Linked DNA regions of Homo sapiens: region 1 is linked to region 2. Evidence: chromatin loops called from intact Hi-C (ENCODE). Cell type or tissue: heart right ventricle. All regions are shown on one strand. Links, peaks and the distances in the headings refer to the core of each region. The heading gives the core; the rest is flanking DNA.

Region 1 (12,796 bases), core at 3,028-8,027, 51 kb after region 2:
CGCCACTGCACTCCAGCCTGGGTGACAGAGTGAGACTCTGCCTCAAAAAAAAAAAAAAAAAAAAAAAAGATGGGATGGAGCAGGGAAAGCATTTTTTTTTTTTTTTTACAAAATGCCCATGTCTGTATATAGAAGGAATTATAGAGTCAGAAAAGCCAGAAAATTGCTATTTTGTAACACCATTATAATAAGGGATTCAGGTAACAATCATAGTTGGGTGTTAAAGCCATTGGTTAAAGGTTGTTGGGAAACAAGATATTCACGTGGTCTTAAATATTACTTAATTTCACTTATTTTAATATTATACAAAGAGAAAAGTGTATCTTTCTGATAGGGAGATCTGGTAAATACCATCTAACCAAATAACCAAATTTAGCATCACCTATCATCGGACAGACTGACATGACGTGTCTTCTGATGTGATGCAACAGGAAGTATGCAACCTCACCCATGCAGTAGTGTTGCCAAAATTGTCTAATCTGAGTCAAATAATGGAAACAATCAGACAAATCCAGAAAGACATCCTTCAAAACATCTGACTGGTACTCTTCAAAACTTTTACTGTTGTAAAATGGGAAGAATGTTCTAGGATCTAAATCTAGATTAACATTCTAGAATTAATGTTGTAGCATTTGGATTAAAGGAAACTAGTGACTGGCAACTAAATGCAGTGTATAGTCCTTGATTGGGTCCTGGCTTTTAAAAACAAGTATAGCACAATTTAAATGTCTACCCACTATCAAATAGATAAAATATAGATGAACCCTGAAAACATTATACTAAGGGAAAGAAGCCAGACACGGACACATATTCTGTGAGTCCATTTCTATGAGATTTCCATAATAGGCAAATCCACAGAGACAGATTAGTGTTTGTCAGGAGCTGCAGGGAGGTGAAGAATAGGGAATGACTGCTAATGGGTGCAGGATTTTTTTCTAGGTGGATGAAAATGTTCTAGAATTAGATAGTAGTGATAGTTGTGTAACCTGTGACTGTTCTAAAAACCTGAGTTGTACCCTTGAAAAGGGTGAATTTTATATGTGAATTATATCTCAATTTTATAAAAATATCTGAAATTTTAAAATCAGAGACAAAGTTTAAAAGGCTATAACGGGGCCGGGCGCGGTGGCTCACGCCTGTAATCCCAGCACTTTGGGAGTCCGAGATGCATGGATCACAAGGTCAAGAGATCCAGACCATCCTGGCCAACATGGTGAAATCCTGTCTCTACTAAAAATACAAACATTAGCCGGGCGTGGTGGCGTGCACCTGTAGTCCCAGCTACTCGGGAGGCTGAGGCAGGATAATCGCTTGAATCCGGGAGGCAGAGGTTGCAGTGAGCTGAAGTCGCACAACTGCACTCCAGCCTGGCGACAGAGTGAGACTCTGTCTCAAAAAAAAACAAAAACAAAAAAACCCTATAATGGACATTGGGACAATTGGGGAAATTTGAATGAGCTGTCTATTAGGTAATTTTTTTTCAATGTTAAATGTCTTGTATGTTCTACCTTTTAGGAAATATTTAGGGATCATTGTGCTTCACTTTCAAATGTATCAGAAAAAATTATTGGGAGAAAGCAAATGTGGTAATATTGTAATACAGTTGAACCTTGAATAACAGGTGTTTGAACTGCTATGGTCCAGTTATGCTTGGAATTTACTTCCACTTCTGACATCCCTGAGACAGCAAGACAACCCCTCTTTTCCCCTCCTCCCCTCCCTCCTCCCCTCCTCCCCTTCCTGCTTCCCCCCTTCCCTCCCTGCTTCGCCCTCTCCCCTCCTTGCTTCCCCCTCCCCTCCTTCCCTCCCTGCTTCCCCCTTCCATCCTCCTCCCCTCCCTGCTTTCCCCTTCCCTCCTCCCCTCCCTTCTCCCCCTCCTTCCTCCCTCCCTCCTCCTTCTCCTCTTCTTCCCTCCTCTTCTTCCTTTTCTGCCTACTAAATGTGAAGACCTTTATGATGACCTTTGTGATGATCCTTTTCCACTTAATGAATAGTAAATATATTTTCTCTTCCTTATGATTTTCTTAACATTTTCTATTTTCTAGCTTACTTTATTGTAAAAATACCACATATAATACATTTAACCTACAAAATATGTGTTAATCAACTGTTTATGTGATTGGTAAGACTTCCAGCCCACAGTAGGCTCTTAGTAGTTAAGTTCTGGGGGAGACAAAAGTTATACTCCATTTTCGGCTGTGTGGGGGTCTTAACCCCCATGTTGCTCAAAGTTGAACTGCAGTTGGTGATTTAGGTAAAATGCATATAGGAGTTCATTGTATTATTCTTTTAGTTTTTTTGTAGCTTAAGCTTTTCAAAATAAAAAGATGGGGGTTGGTGAGACCACTTACTGAGTGTCTATGGCAAACCAGATAGGAGGTTGTAGATTCCTGTGGATTGTGACAGGGATATTAGGAATATTAAGGCATATCTCTACCTCCTTTTTGAGTGAATCCTCAATGGAGAGTGAATTGTATGCTTCCGTTCAAAATTTTCTCTTGGTTCTACCAGCATCAGAGACAGAAAGTTAGGCTGTTTGTCTTTTGGAAAAGTCATTCTGTGCTTGCACTTCCTAGGTATAGTGGGTGTCCTTAATCACGTTGTCTGATTTAATAGCATTGGGGGTCTTAAAAATCTTCCAAATAACTAGTGTTAACTTTATTAATGAAATTGAAAGGGTGATGAGATGCAAGTTGGTCGGGGGTGGGGGTGGTGAAGGTCTAAGAACAACAAAGAAGAAGAGGTGGGCCATGGGCCCCTTTAGTGGGGAAAGCAAATGGTCAAGGCTAAGAACCCAAAGCTTGGCTGTTGAGTTTGGGTAATAAACGGGAAGTGAGGCAAGCCAGTGCCCCAACCCCATCTGCAGGCTCTAAGTAGTAAAATGAATCCATGGGAGCGTCTCTGTTCAGGCCCCAGGTGCTCCTGGCTAGTGGTTAGGAAGCGGGTAAATTGGTGTCTCCTATTGTCCCACCTATTCACAGTTACCCCTCTTAACCACGGAATCATTGTCATCTGTTCAGCCATTTTTCTGTTATTTGATATTTGTTCTTTTTGCCTCAAGGAGGCTAGGAGAGTGCCCTATAGAGCTGAACTAAATAGCATGTACATTTGGACAGAGACTCAGGGTCTCACTTGGGAGCGGGGGCTGGGGGTATGGAAGTGGCTGAGCAGCAGCAGCAGCGACATAAGGAAGTTTTTGTGAGGCTGACTAGGGAGGGTGGGGAAGACTGGATTTCTGGTTCACCCCGACCACTGGTGCTTTCTGTTTTTAAAACAGACGTGCTTCATCCTTCCCAGAGCAGGGGCCAAAGATGGGAACTCGAAATGCAAAGTCCCAGCCGGGGAAATTAAGCTGCAAGAGCTCAACGCCTGAAAAATATTGACTGTTTCTTTTTTTAAGCTAATATTCCAAATTTCTTATGAAAGTCAACTTAGACATCCAGGACACAGGAAACAAGGCAAGAGGCCGCAGCCAGCTGCCTCAGAGGACCCGGGACACTTTCTTAATAACATCCAGATGGTTCCACAGGAATTGCTAACATCTTGAAAAAAAAAAAATCAGCTGTGGGAGAAATCGAGATTCAAGTGGTTTAGGAAGGACAGCCTGGAGGAGACTCCCAAGGGACTGAGAGTGGGTCTGAAATAGAAACCTCTCTGGTGGGATGACTGCTTCCTACAGCAAGGCTGGAGAGGACTGGGTGTAAAAATCCAGGGCTTCTCTTGGAGACTTAGGGTTGGCAAGGAGCCTTGACAGAACTGGCCTCCTAGTCATGTTAATCCATTCACTAGCCTGGGGTTGCAATAACTTTTTACATTATTTTTTCTGTTACATTTACTTCACAATCTACTGTATCTGTTAGGTTCTGCAGGCACAGGGCTCAGGGCCAACAGGTTTTTGAGGGCCTATAGCAATATTTAGCCCTGAAAAAATGTTACATAGATAGTATATATAAAATCCTATATATGATATGCATCTATATAGACAGCAAAATATATTTATTTATTTTTTATTGATTTATTTTTTTGAGACAGAGTCTCGCTCTGTCGTCCAGGCTAGAGTGCAGTGGCACGATGTCAGTTCACTACAACCTCTGCCTCCCAGGTTCAAGCGATTCTCCTGCCTCAGCCTCCTGAGTAGCTGGGATTACAGGCACCTGCCATCACGCCCAGCTAATTTTTTTGTATTTTAGTAGAGATGGGATTTCGCCATGTTGGCCAGGCTGGTCTTGAACTCCTGACCTCAAGTGATTCAACTGCCTCGGCCTCCCAAAGTGCTGGGATTATAGGCGTGAGCCACTGGGCCCAGACTTAGACAGCAAAATATAAATATATTTTCCAACAAATGAAAGAACCCCACCCCCCAAATTTAGTGGATTAAATGCCTATAATAGCTAACCGATTGTATCAACTCCATCAGTTCTTAAGTTTAGTATTCGTTAAAAGCTTTATTTCATTTGGAAACAATCTGTATGTTAGATTTTCTCATTTCTGAGGAATTGTTTCAACATCACCTCCTTGGAGCCCAATAATTTTAAAAGCAAAATTTTTGAATCCTTCCATAGTTATGCTGCATGCTGTGGAATGAAGAGGCTGCGGCTCACCAAGGCTCACAAAGACCTTACCACGATCCCGGGTGTTCAGAAGAGGTGTGTGTTTCTTCCTTCCTCCCTCTCGTCACAGTTGCTGTCCCCCAAGGAAGAGGAAATGACTTGCTTGTGGAATCCGTTTGCAAGCAAATCACTTATTTGGAACCAAAAATGGGGGAGAAGGAAGTAGGAGCCATAGACTCAGGGCTTGATCAGGATTCCGCAAGCCTTAGAGTTTTCCACTCCCCACAACATACCTCTCACCTGGGCCATTTAGAGGCATCTCCTGCCTCCCACTCTGTCTCTGCCTGAGGTCTACACTCCGCGCCCCCCCACCACCCCCCAGCCCGACCCCCACTTTAACAGGATTCAACTCCTTTGTCTGACTGTGACCACAGGTGATGAGAGCTGGGAGGGCGAGTTGGTTGGCCTTTCTTGCAGCTCCCACATTCTAAATCAGGAAGCATGCAGGAGTGGAGAATGAACAGCAAGAATATACACAGCCTGGAACTTCCAGTCTGAAATGTCTAGGGCATTTAGTATGAAAAATCTGTTCATAACTGAAAAAAGAAAACACCTAATGCAGGAACCAGAATTTTCTGCAACAAGCAACATTACCAAAAAAAGACCAGCCAAGAGGGCTTGCCAGAATTGGCTATAGAGCGTTATACCAGGTAAACTCGTCAGATGGAACCATGTCTTTCCTTTGGGAGAACACTGACATTTAGGCTTTGGCTTCTTGAGATTCTGCTGGAGGACTTTTCAGAGGAATGCAATGACTCCTTCCTTCCTCCCTGAACTGAAATCCGGGCTATTACAATTCCAAATGGACACAGAGTCCTGCCAAGTTTATAGGAAATTGGAATGACAGCTTGGGTTCCCACCACTAGGGATAGCAGAAGCTGAATGCTCAGAGAATAAGTAACATTTCCCTGGTGATTCCCAGTGTGTCTATTTTTATTTTAAGGAGTTCTGTGTTTTCATTCAGTTTTGTGAATGGAGGAATCCATATGGAATTTTCACCAACTCTACTAAAATAAAAGCATGTAACTTTTCAGCAGTGTACTGAAATATCCACAAAGATTCAAGGTTAGGTTGGAAAGAATTCCAGACATTCACTTTTGAAGACCTGTGAAAAATCTGCTAACTTCTAATGGGTACCTTCTGGGCATATGACAAAGGACAATATCAGTTGCTAAATCCATCCATGTACAAGAGATATTGTCTTCAACAAAGCACAGCTCATCATTTAATAGAAGTTACAAAGTAGTTACTCTAAGATAAGCAGCTTGTTTTAATAAATATCAAGTATGAATATTTATATATTTTATTGAAAGTGCAGGATTTTGGGGGTGGAATGGGAAAAAGAGACTGATAAGTCCCATGCATAAAACAGGTATATTTTTACTGGTAATTTCCAGTAAGTTTTCTTGAACATGTATATTATTCACGACTATTTGAAATTATCTTGTTTGTTCATTTGTTTGTTTACTGATGGTGTGATTCCCAGCTTCTTCAGTGTCCACCTCCACCTCTTTATTTCCTCTCTAACATAAGCTGCACAAAACAGGGAGCTTATCTATCTTGACTCTCTACCTCCAGACCTAGAAGAGTGCCCGAAACATGGTTCTAAGTAAATGATTTTCTCCCCTCTTCATCCAACCGACAAAAATTTCCTCCTCCTCTTTCCTTATTTTTTTAAAAGGTTAGTAATGAAAAAAGACATTATACATATTCATACAGGTGACTGGGATTTTTGTTACAGTTGTTACTGTTTGTCTTGTCTTATGGTACACGTTAATTGGACAATGTGCCCACATTATTCATGTAAAAAATATGTGTCTTCTCTGTACCCAGCACTGTTCTCAGAAGGAAAAATCCTGTATCCATGGAACTTACATTCCAGTGGAGAGAGACAGACAGTAAAACATAAATATATATTTTGTCAAGTGGGGATAAGTGCTATGAAGAAAAGTAAAGCTGGATTTTAAAGGGGTGGTCAGGGAAGCTTTCTGATAAGGGGCCATCCTTATCAGAAATGAGAGCTTAGGAAGCTAAGCTTGCTGATAGCTGGCGGAAATGCTGCCTGGGTAGCATCATGTGCACAGCTTAAAGCCGGACACATGCTTACCTCCTTTGTGGAGTAGCAGGGAGGCTGGAGCAGAGTTAGCCACAGGAGCGGGTGTAGGAGGTGCCATGGGAGAGCTGCGGCAAGTCACAGAGGGCTTGGGGGCCTGGGCAGACTGTGGCTTCTACTCTGTATGACATGGGGAGGCCCCTCGAGGGTCTAGAACCAATGGGCACCATGACGTGGCTTAGGTTCTAAAAGGCTTCCTCTGGCTGCTGTGTGGCAAAAAGAATGGGATGGGTGGCTTGGCAAGAGGGGAGGAACGAGACCAAGTAGGAGGCTTTGTAGTAATCCAGGTGAGAGGGATGGCAACCCAGACTAGTGGAAGTGATGAGAGATGGTCAGATTTTGAATATGCTTTGAAGGCAGGGCCAGTGAGATTTGCTGATGATTTGAAAGTGGGACATGAGAGTGGGAGCCAGGGATAGTTTTGAGGCTGTCAAGCTGAGCACTTTGCAGAATGATTTCCTGGCCATTTAGCGAGATGGAAAAGCAGGCTTGAGGAGAACTCAAGGGTTGACTTTGGGTATAGGTTTTAGAAGCTTTGTTGAGCCTGTAGGGAGAGGCCAAGTAGGCAGTCTCACGTAGGAGGGTGAAGTCCTAGCTTGAGACCTTCACTGGCATGGTGACCACTGAGCCCTGACAAGCCAAGGGCCCAAGAGGATGGGGCCAAACATGGGGCCAGTGTCAGCTGACACGGATGCCAAACCTGCATGATCACAGTCCTCAAGTCTGGAACAATTCTCCTACATAGTTACCAGGGAAATCTACCAGGGTTGAAATTCCACCCCTCTGAGTAATTCAGGGGCCTTATTTAGTCTGTTGTCTTCATGCTAATGTTCTTTTCCTTTATCTCTATACCCTTATGCTATTTATTGATCAAAGAACCATAAAGTTACTTGTTTTTAACAAGACAGAATACCACAGCATGGAGGTTTCACTTTAGGATTTAAACATTTTGGCTTTTTACTGCTAACTAATGGGCCTGCAGGCTAGGAAACATAAAAGGACCCTCATTTGTATTCCTAGTGAATAACCATCCTGTGTCTGGGAAAGCCTGGCAGTAAATGACAGGTAAGGCTGGGGCAGGGAAGCTTCAGGTCCCTTCTTTGCAGAGGCCTAATGGACCACCAGTCCCTAGACTGATTGATGTCAGGCAAGAACGTCCAGGGAGTCTGCCACTGTCTGCTCCAAAACAGGATTTAGTCCTTCCTAACCTTGGGAATTTCTGAAGCCCCAATTCCTTTATGACTGTTTACTATCCTTAGTCCCCTGGGATCTAGTATAATCAGCTGGTGGATTCCTTTTTCCTTAAACCTAAGTCTGAAGCCCCATGGGCCTTTCCCATAGCATAAATAACATTCTATTCCTGTACATATTGCCTCATTCACAGGAAGTAGTCTCTAAATTACATCACAGGCCAGTTCTACTGTATTCCATTGACGTTTATTATGGAACCATTGTAGGAATGACATGGTTCCTGTCTCCAAAAGCTAGCTAGCATATCCTATCCATTATGTTCAAGATTCTGGAGCGGGTGGCAGAAATGGGAGAAACACAGGTGACTGAAATCCCAGGATGTCTCATCATCCTCTCTAGGTTGTAGCAAATCTTTTCTCCAAATATTTCCCTAAGTTCATAGGGGTGAGTGTATGACAAAGCATGATAACTTAGCTATGCCGTTGGCTGACATGATGGAATGCTAAACACATTTATCTTTGGAAAGTAGATTAGAGGGGAAAAAAGTGGGTTATATCAGTGTTGCAGAAAACCACTAGTCATCTCCCAGTATCTACCCTTCTCTTCTTCTGTGGTGATAACATTAAAGCCCCAATTTTAAGCTGGGCATATGGCCACTTGGGATTAAGACTATATTTCCCAAATTCCCTTGCAGCTAGGTAGGCCATAAGACTGAGTTCTGGCCAGTGTGAGTAGGTTAAAGTGTCTAGGGGCAGCTCTTAGAAACCCACTTAAGAGGCATTGTGTATACACACTTTCCCCTTCTTCTTCATGCCTGCCTTTGTCCTGCTGTCTGAAATGCAAATACTGCCATCTTGGTTGAGTCCATGGATGATGAAACAAGAGAGAAGGAACAGCCCGCCATGCACTGACTGTCGTCAAGGCTTCTTATATGATAGAGAATAAACTTTTATTTATTGGAGGGTTTCTGTTCCTCACAGCTGAACCTAATCTCAATTCAACTAGCTAAATATTCCTCCAATTAGAGTGCTTAGCGACAGGCTCCACAGTATCATTCTCAGCTGCTGAGAACAATGTGCCCATTCCTGCCGAGTCATGGAATCTTTACTCCAAGAGATGGTAATATATCATCAAGATCATTCTAAAAGCTTAATGCAGTGAGCATCACTTAATACCTGAATACCAAAAAGTGAAAATAATGGTTTCATGTCTAATGGGACTTGAGTTCACATGTCCCCTCAGCCACAGGGACTTGTGCTGGCAGACACCACTGTCCTCTGCTTTGGTATTTCTATCACTTGGACTCTAGATATAGGTGAATAAAGCCAACATGGTTTGTTGTTTTTTTTTTTGAGATGGAGTCTCGCTCTGTCGCCCAGGCTGGAGGGCAGTGGCGTGATCTCAGCTCACTACAAGCTCCGCCTCCCGGGTTCACGCGATTCTCCTACCTCAGCCTCCCGAGTAGCTGGGACCACAGGCGCCCGCCACCACACCGAGATAATTTTTTTGTATTTTTAGGAGAGATGGGGTTTCACCGTGTTAGCCAGGATGGTCTCGATCTCCTGACATTGTGATCCACCCATCTCGGCCTCCCAAGGTGCTGGGATTACAGGCGTGAGCCACCACGCCCGGCCAAAGCCAACATGGTTTCTAAAGACAGATGAGAGAAGTACCTACCATTTCCTGAGGCTGGCTTTACCAAGGACGTAACACGTGTAAATTATTCAAACAATACAGAAATGTATAGTAAAACGTGCCCCATATCCCATGACCCCTTATCTAAAAGTCATGATGTTAAAAGCTTTCAGGATATCCTTCTAGATATTTTCCATGTATGTAGAGCCCTTCCTTTTAAAAAGCACACATATACACACATATATATAAACATAAATGGGATTGTACTGCACACACTGTAATATACTTTGCTTTTACATTTAATCATAGTTCTAAACATCTGTCCAAAACAGCATATATATACATCGACTTCTGACTGCATAGAATTCCATTGTACAGTAGATGTACCGTAATTTATTTCACCAATTTCCTGTTAATAGACATTTGTTTCCAGAGTCTTGCTCTGGAAGTCTGGACAAAGATTGCTGCAACGGATTCCTTTGCACATCTATCTATGTACCAATACATTGGTAGACGTGATTCATAGAATTGGAGTTGCTAGGTTAAATCGTATGTTAAATATCTAAGTAGTGCTCCCTGCAGTTACGTTCCCAGCAACTGTGCCAAAGCTGCTTTTTAAACTCAGATGGAAACCACAATTGGACATTAACTTTATTTCTTATTCACTTATTACTTTTGTTATCTGGGTTTCTGTTCAGAGAAAGAATGACGTCTGACTTTTGTTCAAAAGACAAATGAGAAGCAGGTGAGTGATCTGCTTCAGTATAATGCTTTCTTTTGTTTAAAGTGCATTATGGGCAAAAGTTCTGTCTTATTGCTGAAAAGATGCTAGTGATTATTCTTATTCAAGAATTCAAGATATAGGCAAACAGGAGGTCAAGGCTGCAGTGAGCTGTGATTGCATCACTGCACTCCAGCCTGGGCAACAGAGCGTGACGCTGTCAAAAAAAAAAAAAGATAGAGGCATATTAAGCTCTCAAGAAATGATGGAACTAGCAGAAAATCATTGGAGAGGCAGAATAGGGAATGCCACCAGGAATATAAAACCTGGTCTTCTAGATCCCAGGCTACAGAGGGGTTATTTCACCACAAATACAAAATGACTTTGAAAATAGAATTATATTCTAAATAGAATATAGGTAATAGAAAGATACCTTATTTAAAGACTGGAAGAAGATCCACATTTAGGGCTCATCAATATACTGTGATCTCTGACCACCCAACCCTATACTTGACACTTCCCCTCTCTTCTCAGAATCTTTTAAAAGCAGTCTCAGAGTATATGCAGCAGTAGTAGTGGTGATGATGGAGATAATGGAGTTTTTTTGTTTGTTTGTTTTTTCTTTATCCCCAATATCCAGCGAGCTGCTTGGATAAATGCTTAAAACAAGATGAAAATCTTTGTCCTGGATCTGTACATCCGTGTACTCTTTTTGCATCTGCTCTGCTGATATTTTCATGCTCCCTTGACACCTGCCTGCTATTTTAGAAGAGGTCTTTGTATCAAAGGAGGGGTAGGGGAGTCGGGCATTTCCTCTGCACTAGCGAAAGGGCTGCGGGGGAGCCTGAGCCCCAGCCTCACTTCAGGTGGCAGAGGCCTTGCTGCTGGTCTTTCTTGGAGAGGCTGTCTTAGAAGTAGGTAGCACCCTCTCCTGGGCTAAATGCAAACGATCTCTGTGTGTCCTGAAATCATCTGGGATAATAGCAGGCATCTCCTTTTCTCTGGCAAGCTCTGCCCCATCACTGCCCCCTCCTGGCCCCTTCTATTTTTTTTTTATTTGAATGCCACACTGGACCATTTACAAGTCCAAATGAGTCAGATTGGAGATTCTAAGTAAGACTGGTTAGGGAGCAGGAACTTATTTGAGTACTCACCGTGTGCAGGGCAGGGATGTGAATATAAAATGAAATAAAAGCTTGGAGTCAGTATAGATAGAGAATATGAAGACTGAATGACTAAATGTTTATAAAATGCTATTTAAACAATTCCCAACATGCTAGAGGAACTCTGCATATGGTAGAAATCGTATAGCGGTGAGGTGATGTGTGCGACCTGGCAGTCTCTTCATGAAATGGCAGACCCTGAGAAAGGAGTTGTCCAAAGGAGGAGGGTAGAGCCTTAGCTTGCGAAGTCTCTGGAAAGAGATACACTGGAAGTTTCTTTTATTGAACAATTTAACAGAAAACTGCAAAATTCAAACTTTCAGGACTCTCCTACCACCACCTTCTACCCTCTTGTCTTTTCTTCACCAGTCATTTGTTTTTCTCAATGACATTTGCAGAAAATGAAGACATTTTAATGATACCTTCTCCTTTCTACTCAGCATTCTGGTTTCTGCTTCATCTGAACATTTACCCTAATACTTCATCGAACTCCATCTACATGCTACATACTGATGACCATGGCTATTGTTCATTTTATCCCATAAGTCAAAGATTGTGTCTGTTTTGCTTGTTCAATTGTCAGTGTAACAATAATGAAAAATAATGGTAATAACTGTCACTTAGTGAGTTTTTACCTGAAGCCAAGCACATAATCATTTACCATTCTTTCAACTGATGCTCACAGTTACCTGATGGGATAAGAGCTTTATTATCCCAGTTTTTACAGATGAGAAAATTAAGGTTCAAAGCTATTCAGTAACTTGCCCAAGTTACAGAGATGGGACCTGAGCTTGGAAGTCTAGCTCTAAAGACCTTGTTCCTGTCCACTGTGAATATTGTTCTGCTTAGTATTCACAAGTAATAGATGAACGTTCAGGAATTCAGTGACTAAGGAAATAATCATGTTTCCAGGTATAGTTCGTTGCATAAAAATTAATGTGACTTGAGACATCACAGAACTGAGCTAGGAGGGAAGTATAGCATTTCCAGTGTCTTCAGAGCAGTTTGTTAATAGAAGAGGTGTTGAGAGCTGGGTTGGCTTATTCCTAACAGAGCACAGAGCACTGACCTCCAGGGACACAGCCAAGACTTACTGAATACTTACTATGTTCCAGGCAGTGGGCTCAAAGCCCAGCGTGTTTTTCTATTTAATCCTCACAACAACCTCACCTTACAGAGGAGGCTCAGAAAGGTGAAGCAACTTGCCCAAGGTCATCCAGCTAGTGGTTGGTGGAGTCAGGACACTTCATTGCTCTGCTGGACTCCTCTCAGGTGCCCCTGGGGGAACTTCAGATTGTCTTATAGGCCCCAGCTTCCCAAAGGATGCCCTCTGAATGGAGGGAGGAAGTTAGAGGGAGGATCA
Region 2 (12,796 bases), core at 5,210-10,209:
ATGCCCACTGAAAGTTGCTATGGCAGATGTCCCCCGTAAAAGAAACCTGAAGACCTTGAATAAAGGTGGCACCCAAGTGCCTACTCTGTTTAAAGAATGTGTGCAGCATCCAGCAAACAGGAATGCATGCTCATTTTCTTTATGTGGATTGGTGTTAACGGTTGGGTGACATGCTGGGGCTTTGATGACACCACTTGCATCTGTGAGTTGATGGGGCATCTGCAAGAGTGGAGTTAAGTTTAGTCCATCTTGGTTATGGTGGATGCTTCTGGAGTGAGTTAAGCACAGGAAAAGGGGCGGAACACTCACCCAAACCAGGATGTGTACCAGAGAGGGCTCCATTGTCTACAGCTCTCAAGGCTGTGTGTGATGCTGTGACTGCCTCCCCTCCCAGAGCTTCCTGCCTCCCAGGAAGAATGATCATTCCACTGTGCCTGCACATTCCTTCCCCTCTGCTGATAGGAACTTAGCCTCCAAGGGTTTGAAAACCAGCCTCCAGGGCTTGCTCTGCTCTTTACCCATTGCTGCTTATAAGTCAGGACCTGTGAGTGATAAACCTCTCCACCCCAGCCTTCACACCAAATGGAAAAAGATGGGCACCTTGGAGTATTCCTTTGAAAGATTACTGATTTCTCCACCCCACCACCACCTCCATCATGAAAGGTCCATCGATAGCCATCAGATTTCTGAACACACTCAGGTTTAGTGTCCCCTGCTATGCACCAGCCTTGGAGGCCTGGACACCCCTCCTGTTATTGGTGGATCCAGCCAGTGGTGCCTGACTCTTTTGCTCCTCACCTCCACCACCTCCTCTTGGACTTGGTTCTGTTGTTCATCCCTGTGTGGTACATGTCTATGGCCTTTCTTTCACCAGTGGCTTATTTCTCCCATTAAGATGTCCAAGTCTCACTGATCCTTAAAAGGGACCATCCCATGGCCCCATATCCTCTCTAGCCTCCACCCCAACTTTCTTTTCTCTTTCTCACCCAAGTAGTCTATGTGAACTCTGTCCACTTAACTCTCATCCTCTACCCAACTCATCGCTCTCTGGCTTCTTCCCTCACCATGCGAGGGAGCAACGCTCCCTGTGGCACCCACAGCTCATCTCCCCAGTGCTGTGTCTCCTTTGGCTCCTCCTGTCTTTGGACCTCCCTGCTGCACCTGGCCCAGGTGGGCACTGCCTCCAGCTTCAAACTCTCCTCTCTTAGCTTTTGAGACTTCAAGCTTTCTTGCTTCTGCCCCAATTTATTTGACCATTTCTTTCTCTTCTATATGAATTTCTCTTCTATTTCTAAAAACTTGATGGCCCCAGGGATACTTCCCTGACTGCTTCTCATTCTACTTCATCTCTGGGCAATGGCACCCACAGTCAGGGCTTCTGCTGCCACCTAAATGCCGGTGACTCCAAGATGTATATCTGCAGCTCAGACCTCTTCCCCATCAGAGGTGTCAGATGGAAATGTCCTCAGGGGCCAAGCAGGTAAAGAAAATGAATGAAACTGACTGTGAGTGTGGCAGACCAGAGAGCTGCTGGTTTTAGCCAAAGTGGGTGGCTGCTGCTGGGCTCCAGCCAACTCTTGATGCATAGGAATTCAGAGCCAGTGTCACCAGATTTTCCAATTTTCCCACAGAAGCTAGAAATACATAATCCTATTTGGAATCTCTCAAAGAGTAAATGTTGGTTCAATTTTTTTTTTAACATCTTTCTGAACCAAAGCCCATCCGAGAACTAGATCTGACTATGGACCACCACCCTGGGATCATGGTTTGCACTCCACTGACTGTTCAATGTCTTATTCCAGTGCCCATGGGCACTTCAAATTGAGCCTGCCCCAGACCATCTCTTCCCCAAACCCACCTCTCCTCCCCACCGTGTACCTTATCTCAGTTAGCAAACTTCCTTCTAACCTGCTCACCCAAGCTGGAAATATGGATGAGGGTGTCCTTTCCTTCCTCCTTTCCCTCCTCCTCCCACATTCACTAAACTCTACCAACATAACTTGCTAAATAAATCTTACCTATTCTTACTTCCCCATCCCTTACCACCATTATTGTAGCTTGGGCTGCTAGCATCTGTTGCCTGGCCCAGTAGCCTTTCAAGAGTTTTGACTGATGATTCATAGCAGTTGACTCTCACCATGTGTAAATTATGCTAAGCCAGACATGTAAACTTATCCCCTGACAATGATTGATTTTGGAATGGGGTGTGTGACCCAATCGGGGCCAGTGAGATGGGAGGGAGGGTTTGCTGGGAAGCTTCTGGAAAAGTTATCTTGCTAAGAAAGAGATACATAAAATAGGCCAGGCATGGTGGCTCACGCCTATAATTCCAGCACTTTGGGAAGCCGAGGTGGGTGGATCACTTGAGGTCAGGAGTTCAAGAACAGCCTGGCCAATATGGTGAAACCCCATCTCTACTAAAAATACAAAAATTAGCCAGGCATGGTGGTGTGCACTTGTAGTCCCAGTTTCTCAGGAGGCTAAGGCAGGAGTATTGCTTGAGCCCGAGAGGAGGAGGTTGTAGTGAGCCGAGAGCATGCCACTGCATTCCAGCCTGGGCAATGGGAGTGAACCCTGTCTCAAAAAAAAAAAAAAAAAAAAAAAAAAAGATACATAGAAGAGATGGCTCCCTTCTGTCTATGGTCATCACTGTGCCTGGATGCCTGGATGTCACCCTGGGAACTGCTGCAGCCATCTCTTGAAGATGAGAAAAGGCAGCCTGTAGGCAGAGCCAGCCACAGAGAGAAGTGGAGTGATGAGAAGGAGAGCGGTAGGGAAACTGGGTCCGTGGTGATGTTGTTGAGCCACTGAATAAGTCTTCCGTGTTGTTTGTCATCTCAGAGCTTCCAGCTATACCAGATAATACGTCCCTTGATAAATTCAGCCAATTTCAGTCAGAGTTTTGTGTTTAAGGAAGCCAAAGGCATCTTGGCTGGTACCCCTGTCTCCTGCCTCCAGGCCTGTGCTCCATCACTCCACGTGACATCTGACTGCCAGGGTGGTCCCTCAGGATGCTAATCTGATGGCATTGCCTCCTGCTCATGGCTCCTGTTGCCCATAGGATAAAGCCCCAGGACCTTGGCAGAATATACAAAGACCTCCATGACCAGGCCCCCTGCCTCCACAGCCAAACCAGTTCTCACTCCTTAATGCAAACCTTATGCTCACTGTAGTCTGCCCTGCTTGCAGTTCCCTACATACATCAATGACACTGTTTAACTCTTTCATTCATTTGACAAATCCACACAAGTGCAGACTCTGTGCCAGGAGCAGTTCCATGTGTGGGGATACAGAAGGGAACAATCCGGATGAAGTCCCTGCCTTCACTGATGTACCGGCTACTGCTCCAAGTCCTCTGCTGTCACCATACCCTCTCCCTAGAGTGCCTTCCCCTCTGTCTTGATCTGACAAATGCCTTCTTTTTTCAGTGCAGTGTTTAGCCCTTGAAATAGCTTTACATATAGGTTGAGTATCCTTCATCCAAAATGCTTGGGAACAGAAGATTTTCAGATTTTGGAATATTTGCATTATACTGGTTAAACATCCCAAATACAAAAATCCAAAATCCAAAATGGTCCAATGAGCATTTTCTTTGAGCATCATGTTGGCCCTCAAAAAGTTTTGGACTTTGGAGCATTTCAGATTTGGGGTGCTCAACCTGTATGTGTATTTCAAGTTGTTTACCAAATTTTTTATATTTTATTATATTTTATTTTATTTTATTTTATTTTAGGAGATGGAGTCTTGCTCTGTTGCCCAGGCTGGAGGGCAAATGGCGTGATCTCAGCTCACTGCAACCTCCGCTTCCCAGGTTCAAGTGATTCTTCCACCTTAGACTCTTGAGTAGCTGGAATTACAGGTGTGCACCACCATGTCTGGCTAATTTTTGTATTTTTAGTAGTATTTTAGTTTCGCCATGTTGGTCAGGCTGGTCTCGAAGTCCTGACCTCAGGTGATCCACCTGCCTCAGCCTCCCAAAGTGCTAGGATTACAGGGTGAGCCACCACGTCCGGCCCAAATGTTTTATTTTGAAAAACTTCAAACACAAAGAATTGTACCATGAAATATTCATGTATCTTCACGTAGATTCACTGATTAACATTTTGCCATATTCTCTCCTCACCCCTGCTGTATGTATGTGCGCGCGCGCGCACACACACACACACACACACACACACACACACACACACACAGGAAAACAAATGTTTTTCAGAACTCTTTGAAAGGAACCTATAGATATCATGACTCCTCACACATAAATAGTTCAGCACGTGTTCCCTAAGGCTAAGAATGCTCTTGGCCGGGCGCGGTGGCTCACGCCTGTAATCCCAGCACTTTGGGAGGCCGAGGCGGGTGGATCACGAGGTCAGGAGATCGCGAACATCCTAGCTAACACGGTGAAACCCTGTCTCTACTAAAAATGCAAAAAATTAGCCGGGCGTGGTGGCGGGCGCCTGTAGTCCCAGCTACTCGGGAGGCTGAGGCAGGAGAATGGCGTGAACCTGGGAGGCGGAGTTTACAGTGAGCCGAGATCGCACCACTGCACTCCAGCCTGGGCGACAGAGTGAGACTCCGTCTCAAAAAAAAGAAAAAAAAAAAAAAAAAAAAGAATGCTCTCTGGGAGCCTGAGGCAGGAGGATCTCTTGGTCCAGGAGTTTGAGGTTGTACTGCGCTGTGATCCTGTGATCGCGCCTATGAATAGCGACTGCTTTCCAGCCAGGGAAACTAAAAACAACAACGAAAATGCTCTCCTATATAACCACAATGCCATTATGCTCAAGAATTTTAAAATCAATATAATAATATTTAATATGCAGTCTGTATTCAACTTTCCTCAATTATCAGAAATATGTTTATGGATTTTTTTTTTTTTTCCCTACCAGGATCTTCTGAGCTAAGTTCTCATCTCCTTCTGGGGGCCTTCCTTAAACTCCTTCTGGCACTCACTGCTTCATGCTTCCAGAAAGCCATGTGCAGGTGGCTGTCATGGTCTCAGCCTCTCTTGTTACATGTGTCCACCCCTGTTTATATTGAGTCCCATGCTATGCTCACCTCCGTGTTCTCAGTGCCTGGTGCAGTGTGCGGCACATAGTAGGGACTCAGTACTTTTTGGTTGAGTGGATGATCAAGTAAGTGGCAGAATTAGAGACAAAACCCATGGCCTCATAGCTATTTTCTTGATTCCATATTTAACTGCTTTTTGCAGACAGTGATTGTTAATAATGTAAGAGCGGAAAGTCCTATCTGCCAAATGGTGAGAAGAGAGAGGTAATCTAGAAAGATAATTGTGAACAATGGAAAGAACCAACAATTAATGATGTTCAAGGTCATGCCCTTATAGAAGCATAACCCAGATCTCTGAGAACATCCATACAGGCAAAACCCTGCCTTCTAACAGTTGTTGCAAAGCCTCCGTCGTATTTGCAGTCATATCTTATAAACAGAATCCAGGACTCCTTCCAAGTGAAATGACTGCAAACCCCACATCTACCTAGAGCCACACTTTCTCCCAAAATGAACTTGTTAGCCCTCCAGGATGGGCTGATAAAACCAGGGAAAGTGTCTCTTAGCTTGGATGCATCATTTCTTCCCTCTTCAGTTCTAACTTTAAGTCTGGAGTTGGCTCTGATTTTTTTAAGTATATAACAGCTGAAACCATAATTAATATTTGGATCCAGGGACTCCAAATGTGAACCCAAAGAACATTTCCATTTTACTGGTGACTATTCCCTAACCAAGAAGAATGTGGAGGCAGGATCAAGGTCAGCCAAGTTATTCAGAAAGAGGCTGGCCATTTGTGGGAAGCGACCACTTGCTATGTTTTTTGGAGGACTCACTTTTTCTTTCCTAACTGGCCACAGTGTATGTTGCTTGGTCTCTTAAGACCCCTAGGTTCACTAGGAAAGTTCTTTCCAGCAACCACAGGGACCAGTCTAAAGGCCAAATAACCTGTCCATCTCACACTGTGCTGTGCACAGCTCAGACATCTATTAAGAGCCAGGCATTGTGGATACAAAGGTAAATAAGCCACAGCCTCTAGGAACTCATCATCTATGGGGGTAGGCAGACACACATAGTCCTCCACTTTATGGAAAATGCAGTGGGAGAGACAGGCGTGGACACTACAGAAAGGGTACCAGTCCAACTTGGGGAGGGCAAGTCAAGGAAGGCCTGGCTGGGGAAAGTGGGCACGGACTAGACAGGAATGAGGTAAGCAAGTTGGAGGGCTGTCTAGACAAGGGACATGGAAAGAGGCAATTATGGATATAGTCATCATCCTGATGAATGTGGGGACAAAGTGGACATTCACTATATGTTAAGATGATGCATGAAGAGTTCCATTTTTTTTTTAATCACATTATGCTGACAACAGAAGGCCAAAGACTATCTCCGAGTGGACATGGAAAGTCTTTGCCTCCCTGACACTGGGTGATCCTTTAATGTTATTCCCACTAAGGGTTAAAGGTTGAAGACAACCCCCACCCCCCACAGAAAAATTCAGTGAAGGTAATTATACCACCATCTATTTAGCTGCTAAAGAATTTACCATTCAAGGAGATGGGACCCTGCCTCACCAGAGGCGTTTAACAGGCCAGCGCTATCACATTACCCAGATTGTATAAAGAGTATGAATGATTTCCGCTCACAGACCTCTAATGGAGGTATCTCTTTACAAAGCCCCTACTTCAGGCCAGCTGAATGCCTCAGCAGTGCCTCCGAAATCCCGCGGTCCTAATCCCTTTAGCAACAAAGATCTGTTTCTTTGCTTAGCATGAAGTAGGCCTCAGAGGCCTGTGTGTGTCTTCGCCTGTAGGCCAGAAGCCTCCTGTTTACAATTTCCCTATTCCTGTTTTTAATGTTGTTCTGAGAGCAGCCACAAAGGGCTAGTTTTGTCCAGCAGGAACAAGGGAGCTATTAGAGAGAGAGGGAGGAAGGAAGGAAGGGGGATCGCAGGGAGGACTCCTCGAGGGATTAGCAGACACAGCTGTTCCCGAAGGGAGAGGAGCTTTAGGCTGTTTATAATTTCCGTCACATTTACATGTTTTAATATTTTATTTCCTTATTTTTTTTTTTCTGATCAGTTTCCTATCCACCATGTAAAGCGAGCATCTTGTGGCCATATTGACAGACTCAGAGTACCTGTTTCAAATGTTTGGGTCAGATGCTGCTTTTCCCTTCAGTGCTGTGCAGCTCTGGTGTGTCGGCCTCCAGCTTTTCCTGGGGTCACAGACCTCGCGACCACCAGGTGCCCAAGGAAATCAGTCGTTGAGGCGAACGGCTTCACTTCTTGTCCCATTTGTGTGTGTGGCTGGAATTCTCTAGCCTGAATGATTCATTTAGACTCCATAGACCACCACCTGTATTCACAGAGTCTCAGACCGACTTTTAAGATGCATTTCATTTTTGTCTCAAGGTTACATATCTAACCAGTGTGTTATAAAGGGTATTGGCCACAGGTAGAGAATGTATCATATTCCATATTTCTAAAATGGCTTATGGCAATTGCTTTAAGAGAATTATCCATGATTTCATCCTAAAGCAAACAAGTTTCCATTTGTGTCACCTTGTATTTCTTGTCTATGTACATACTCAGTGTTTGCATTTTACAATAAAACCAAAGATAGAATTTTAGTCTTAATTTTCCATAATATTATGGCATGCATATTATCCAAGAAAATTTGTTTCCAAAACAAAAAATTCCAAAAATTTCTATCCAAGAAAATTTGTTTCTCTTTTTTTAAAAACACCTCCTCCCTCCTCCTCTTACTCTCTTCCCTGTTACAAATATTCGCAGTGGGTTGTACATCCCTCCACATCTAGCTCTGTGCTCAAATAATCGTATAAAAGCTTTTTAAAATCTTGGATTGGAGGAATCATTATTTTATTAAAATGGAATTATATGTTATCTATTTCCCTGCATGTTTCCTTACTTAATATACAGAGGAAAATGCCTTTAATATAATATTTTTAAGCTGACATGGTGTATGCAGGGTCACCTTGCCTGAGAGCACCCTTTGGTTAAAGTTGCAGATGCCTATGTATATGGCAGTTTCATTTGTGCTCTGTTTTTCTTAAGTTTTACTTTTTCCTGGGGAAATTTAGTCAAGAAATAAATGACTTTCTCAAATGTCCAGTCGGCCCATTGCTGACCCTATGGGCTCTCATTGCCTTGGGGTAAGTTTCCAGACTTGAGCATCTTTTAGATCTGGCTGACATGCTACTACTGTTACAGAAAAGTTCCTCACGATAGTCTCAAAAGTTAAGTATATGCGGTTTCCTTTTGCAGGGGCCTGGGATGTGAGCTAATCTTTAAGTAAAAGAGAGAAGGGACAGTGATTAACATTCTCCAAACTCACCGAGGGACAGCTGTTCCAAACCCTTCCTTCCTGCTCAAAGTAGTTTTCAAGAGGAACCTAAGAAAAAAAAATTTTTTTTTAAAGAAGAATATGGAGTTCTTCCAAGATTGCTCAATTTTCTTTCTCTAAAGTAAAATAGTTCAAACCACGTGCCAATCCAAATGCACTTTCTGTATTCGGCCCCACTGGAAATGTGGACCATAAGATAAGATGCACAGCTTCTGGAATATTGTTTTTCAGATCTGGCCAGGAAAAAAAAAGCCACAATTTCAGCTGCTTTGATTTCCCCTCATGCTTTTTAAAGACAAATGCAAAGGATATTTCAGGGAACATGAGCTTCTGTGAGCCCCTGTCATCTCACTGCCCCATTGAATAGCTTTCTTTGGCAGGATTACAGATCTGAGGTGGTGATTATTGTTTTGGTGATAACATGCATTTTGAGGGGACCATTTTCTGATGCAAAAACTTTTTTTTTTTTTTTCACCCAGGCTGGAGTGCAGTGACATGATCTCAGCTCACTGCAACCTCCGCCTCCCGGGTTCAAGTGATTCTCCTTCCTCAGCCTCCCGAGTAGCTGGGATTACAGGCATGTGCCACCAGGCCCAGCTAATTTTTGTATTTTTGGTAGAGAAGGGGGTTTCACTAGTTGGCCAGGCTAGTCTTAAACTCCTGACCTCAGGTGATCCACCTGCCTTGGCCTCCCAATGTGTTGGGATTACAGGCGTGAGCCACTGCGCCCAGTGAGAAAAGGTTTTAAAGATGTCTTTGCATTCCAAGTATAAATTAAAGGTTCTGTGAATTTTACTAAATGCTTTTATTAAAAAATCTAGAATTACCCAATATACACATAACCTTTAGGTTTTGAATGTGATTGTTTCGTTAGCCCATGCCAAGGACATGCCCTTAACAGACGAACTATCTTCCTTCATCTGAAAATGGGGATTCTTTGATGCAAAGTGGTGCACGTATGGGGCCACGATATAGGGCAGGATCTCTGTGTAGCCATCCAAGGCAGCAAAATCAATACTGACCGTCAGTGGGTGGCAGACACCACAGTGCCAGCATCTTACATTCATCAAGACTATGTTAATGAAAATGCAGATGGGAGAATGCGTCAGACCCTTTTCTGGCTTTAGAGTGTGTATCAATTTAACTAACTCCATATACATGATCAAATTATAGGTGAAGAAAACAGAAGATGAAATTTGTCCCTTTTCCTTTTGCCCAATATACAATCTAAAAAATTAACCAAAAGGGCAAAAAGGAAACTTGGTAACATGTTAGTTTTTTTCAAAATTGATTTATTGATTTTTTTTTTTTTGAGACTGGTTCACTCTGTCGCCCAGGATGGAGGCACAATCATGGCTCACTGTGGCCCTGACCTCTTGGGCTCAAGCAGTCCTCCTGCCTCAGCCTCTCTAGCAACTGAGACCACAGGCTCATGCAACCACACCCGGCTAACTTTTAAATTTTCTGTAGAGATGGGGTCGCACTATGTTGCCCAGGATGGTCTCGAGTGATCCTCACACCTTGGCCTCCCAAAGTACTGGGATTATAGGCATAAGCTACCATGCTGAGCCAGGATTTATTTATTTTTTACAGTAAAAACTGCCTTTTCCAGGAAATAATAAAAAACATAATACAGAGTCAAGGAGAGTAAAAACGAAAGTCAAACCCCCCAGATTATATTCCCCAGTAACTACTATTTATGTGAGGTATTAAAATTAAGGAGAAGTACAAACATGCTCTCGTGGCCTAAGTAAAGACCAGCTCTAAATGATGCCAGTTCAATCAATTGAAAATAAAAAAATTCATCCTGAAACAATTTTTTTTTCATGTGATTATCCGGACAGCAGGGAACCAAGAAGAGTATTGGGATGGGGGCAGGAGGATGAAGGGAGGGCTGAGCTTCCAGGAACCCTGCTTTACAGAGCAGTTCTGGTTTTTTTATTTTTTCTTTTTTTGAGATGGAGTCTCACTCTGTTGCCCAGGCTGGAGCGCAGTGGCGCAATTTCAGCTCACTGCAACCTCCGCCTCCTGGGTTCAAGAAATTCTCCTGCCTCAGCCTCCCGAGCAGCTGGGACAACAAGCGCCTGCCACCACACCGGCTCACTGCGCCCGGCTCATTTTTGTATTTTTAGTAGAGACGTGGTTTCACCATGTCCAGGCTGGTCTTGAACTCCTGACGTCAGGTGATCCACCTGCCGCAGCCTCCCAAAGTGCTGGGACTATATGCGTGAGCCACCACACTTGACCTGCTACACTACTTTTAATGCTGCTTCGACTAATAGTATTTAGGCCTTATGTGGGCAAAGTCACAGTTATGGCTATGGATTGATTTTTTAAAAGGTGCATGCTTAGAATCGTCCAGATTTCAAATCTTCCAGGGGTTGGAAGTGATTGGAAATGTTTTCTCATGTTGAGTATTAAGAGAAAAAAAAACAACTCCAAATGCCCTACCATCTGTCTATATTACAAATTGCCCAGAGCTATGAGAATAGTTTTCTGTAGGAAAAATCGTGGTGGCTTATACACATAAAATGTGAACTTGCAGTTGCTGACAAATGCTGCTAGACCACAATCATGGTCCACCAAATTACATTTGTGGAGTGAGAGAATCAGAGGTCTTCCTTCCTATTATTGATTGTTCCCCATGTCTCATTCTGATAAAACATTCTTTCCTTGGATTTTAACCAGTGACATGGTGCAGAATTAGATCCACATGTGTTGATTTTTCCGTTCTATTTTTTCCCTTGGAGTCTGAAGAACGTCAGTCCTGGAATGCATGCATCAACCCTTTAGAGAATATTTTCTATGAACAAATACTCTAGCCTTTGTAACTACAAGTGCTGAAGTTACAGTAAAATATCATCATAATCCCTATTTTCATTTGCTTCTAACTTTCCAATAAGGTATCCTTTGGGTTGAAACTTTCCATGCTTCATTTCATCTCAAAGGTGAATTTATTTTGGAAAGTTCACACTAATTTAATTCAGGGACTTGGAAGGGATGTGAGAATAAAAATATACCTTCTTCTGCTCTGCAAACAAATGTAAGACTTCGGTCATAGATAACTCCAGAGTAGCCAAGCAGTGGAACAATAAACAGGTCTCCGAAAATCTGTTGAAGTAAAGCAGGTTGAAGTGATTAACCACAGATTTCTTGCACGCACTGAACAGCCTGTAGTGCCTTGAGGCTCTCTGGACTCTTCTGAAGGACCATGGCCAAAATGGGGAATCTGGGGGCCTGGGTGGGAGAGATGAGAGATTTAATTTGGGTCAGGGCAAACTACCGTATGGTCCACAAAGTTTTAAAACACACTGATTATTGTCAAAGGCTCTTCTTTTAAAAGAGGAGCTGATTGAAATGCCATAGAGACTAAGTTACTCAAGCCTGTGACATGATGTCTATGAATATAAGGCCAGAGTCCCTAGGACATTGAAATAGAATGGTCTAGAACAAGGTTTCTCAACTTCAGCACTACTGATATTTTGAGCCAGATAATTATTTGTTGGAGGTGGTGGCGGCGGTGGCGATTGTGTTGGTTGTGGTAATGGTGGTGGCAGTGGCGGCAGTGGTGGCAGCAGTGGCTTCAGTGTCCTGTCGGAGGTCTAGCAGCATCCTGGTCTCGACCTACTAGATGCCAGTAGCAATCCTCCCCCTCAACCCCCTAGCTCAAGTCATAACAATAAAAAATGCCACTGGGCATTATCAAATGCTTTTTTGGGGGTAGGAATAGCACCCAGCTAAAAACAGATAGTGAAACTTAAGAGTTTAAACCCATCTGAGCAAGGCATTTACAATAGAATGGAATCCGTGCAGTAGAAAACCTGACTTTTTTTTTTCTTTTTCTTTCTTTCTTTCTTTTTTTTTTTTTGAGACAGTCTAGTTCTCTCACCCACGCTGGAGTGCAGTGGCATGATCTCAGCTCACTGCAACCTCTGCCTCCCAGGCTCACCATGTTGGTCAGGCTGGTCTTGAACTCCTGACCTCCAGTGATCCACCCACCTCGGCCTCCCAAAGTGCTGGGATTACAGGCATGAGCCACTGTTCCCAGCCAAAAACCTGACATTTCTAATAAAGGCTTCTTAAAAACTAGAATCAGCATTGCAAAGAAGTGGCCCTCCCATCCAAAACCTGTCCTCCCCTGAGTTACACCTGGCACAAAGCAGATTCAAGCAGGTTTCAGACTCTAGAGCCCTGTCTCTTAGCCTCTGTGCCATTACACTCTGCCTGTACAACTGTATAAAGCCTTCCTTACCATTATTAAAAGGAAAGGTTTAAAAATACGTCTTTAGTAACCCAACAAATACTTATTAAATATGATAGGGCCCCATACTATACATTGTGTAAGACAATAATGATCACAATGTAATCCCTCCCCACAGTTGTGGCGCATAGTCAGAAGACTTAGAACATAACAGAACAGTGCAAAATGT

The links. A loop is a pair of places that touch in the nucleus more often than their neighbours do. Peaks named below come from ENCODE experiments on the same cell type or tissue, not always from the same donor. Only the 100,000 strongest peaks of a DNase experiment are listed, where the experiment ranks them.
Region 1: it touches region 2 in a loop (2.5-fold over the local background); 8 of 110 quality-filtered maps call a loop at or near these places.

The regions. Positions count from the first base shown.
Region 1 is chr5:142,537,704-142,550,499 of GRCh38, forward strand. No RefSeq gene overlaps it. Among named protein-coding and RNA genes, the nearest start is that of FGF1, 140 kb to the right of the region's middle. RefSeq lists an enhancer at 12,787-12,796. In heart right ventricle, for the core only: a CTCF peak has its summit at 5,482; a DNase peak (open chromatin) is centred at 3,548; H3K27ac peaks cover 5,000 bases.
Region 2 is chr5:142,484,649-142,497,444 of GRCh38, forward strand. No RefSeq gene overlaps it. Among named protein-coding and RNA genes, the nearest start is that of SPRY4-AS1, 170 kb to the left of the region's middle. In heart right ventricle, for the core only: no CTCF peak of the experiment used is centred there; no DNase peak of the experiment used is centred there; H3K4me3 peaks cover 676 bases; H3K27ac peaks cover 4,317 bases.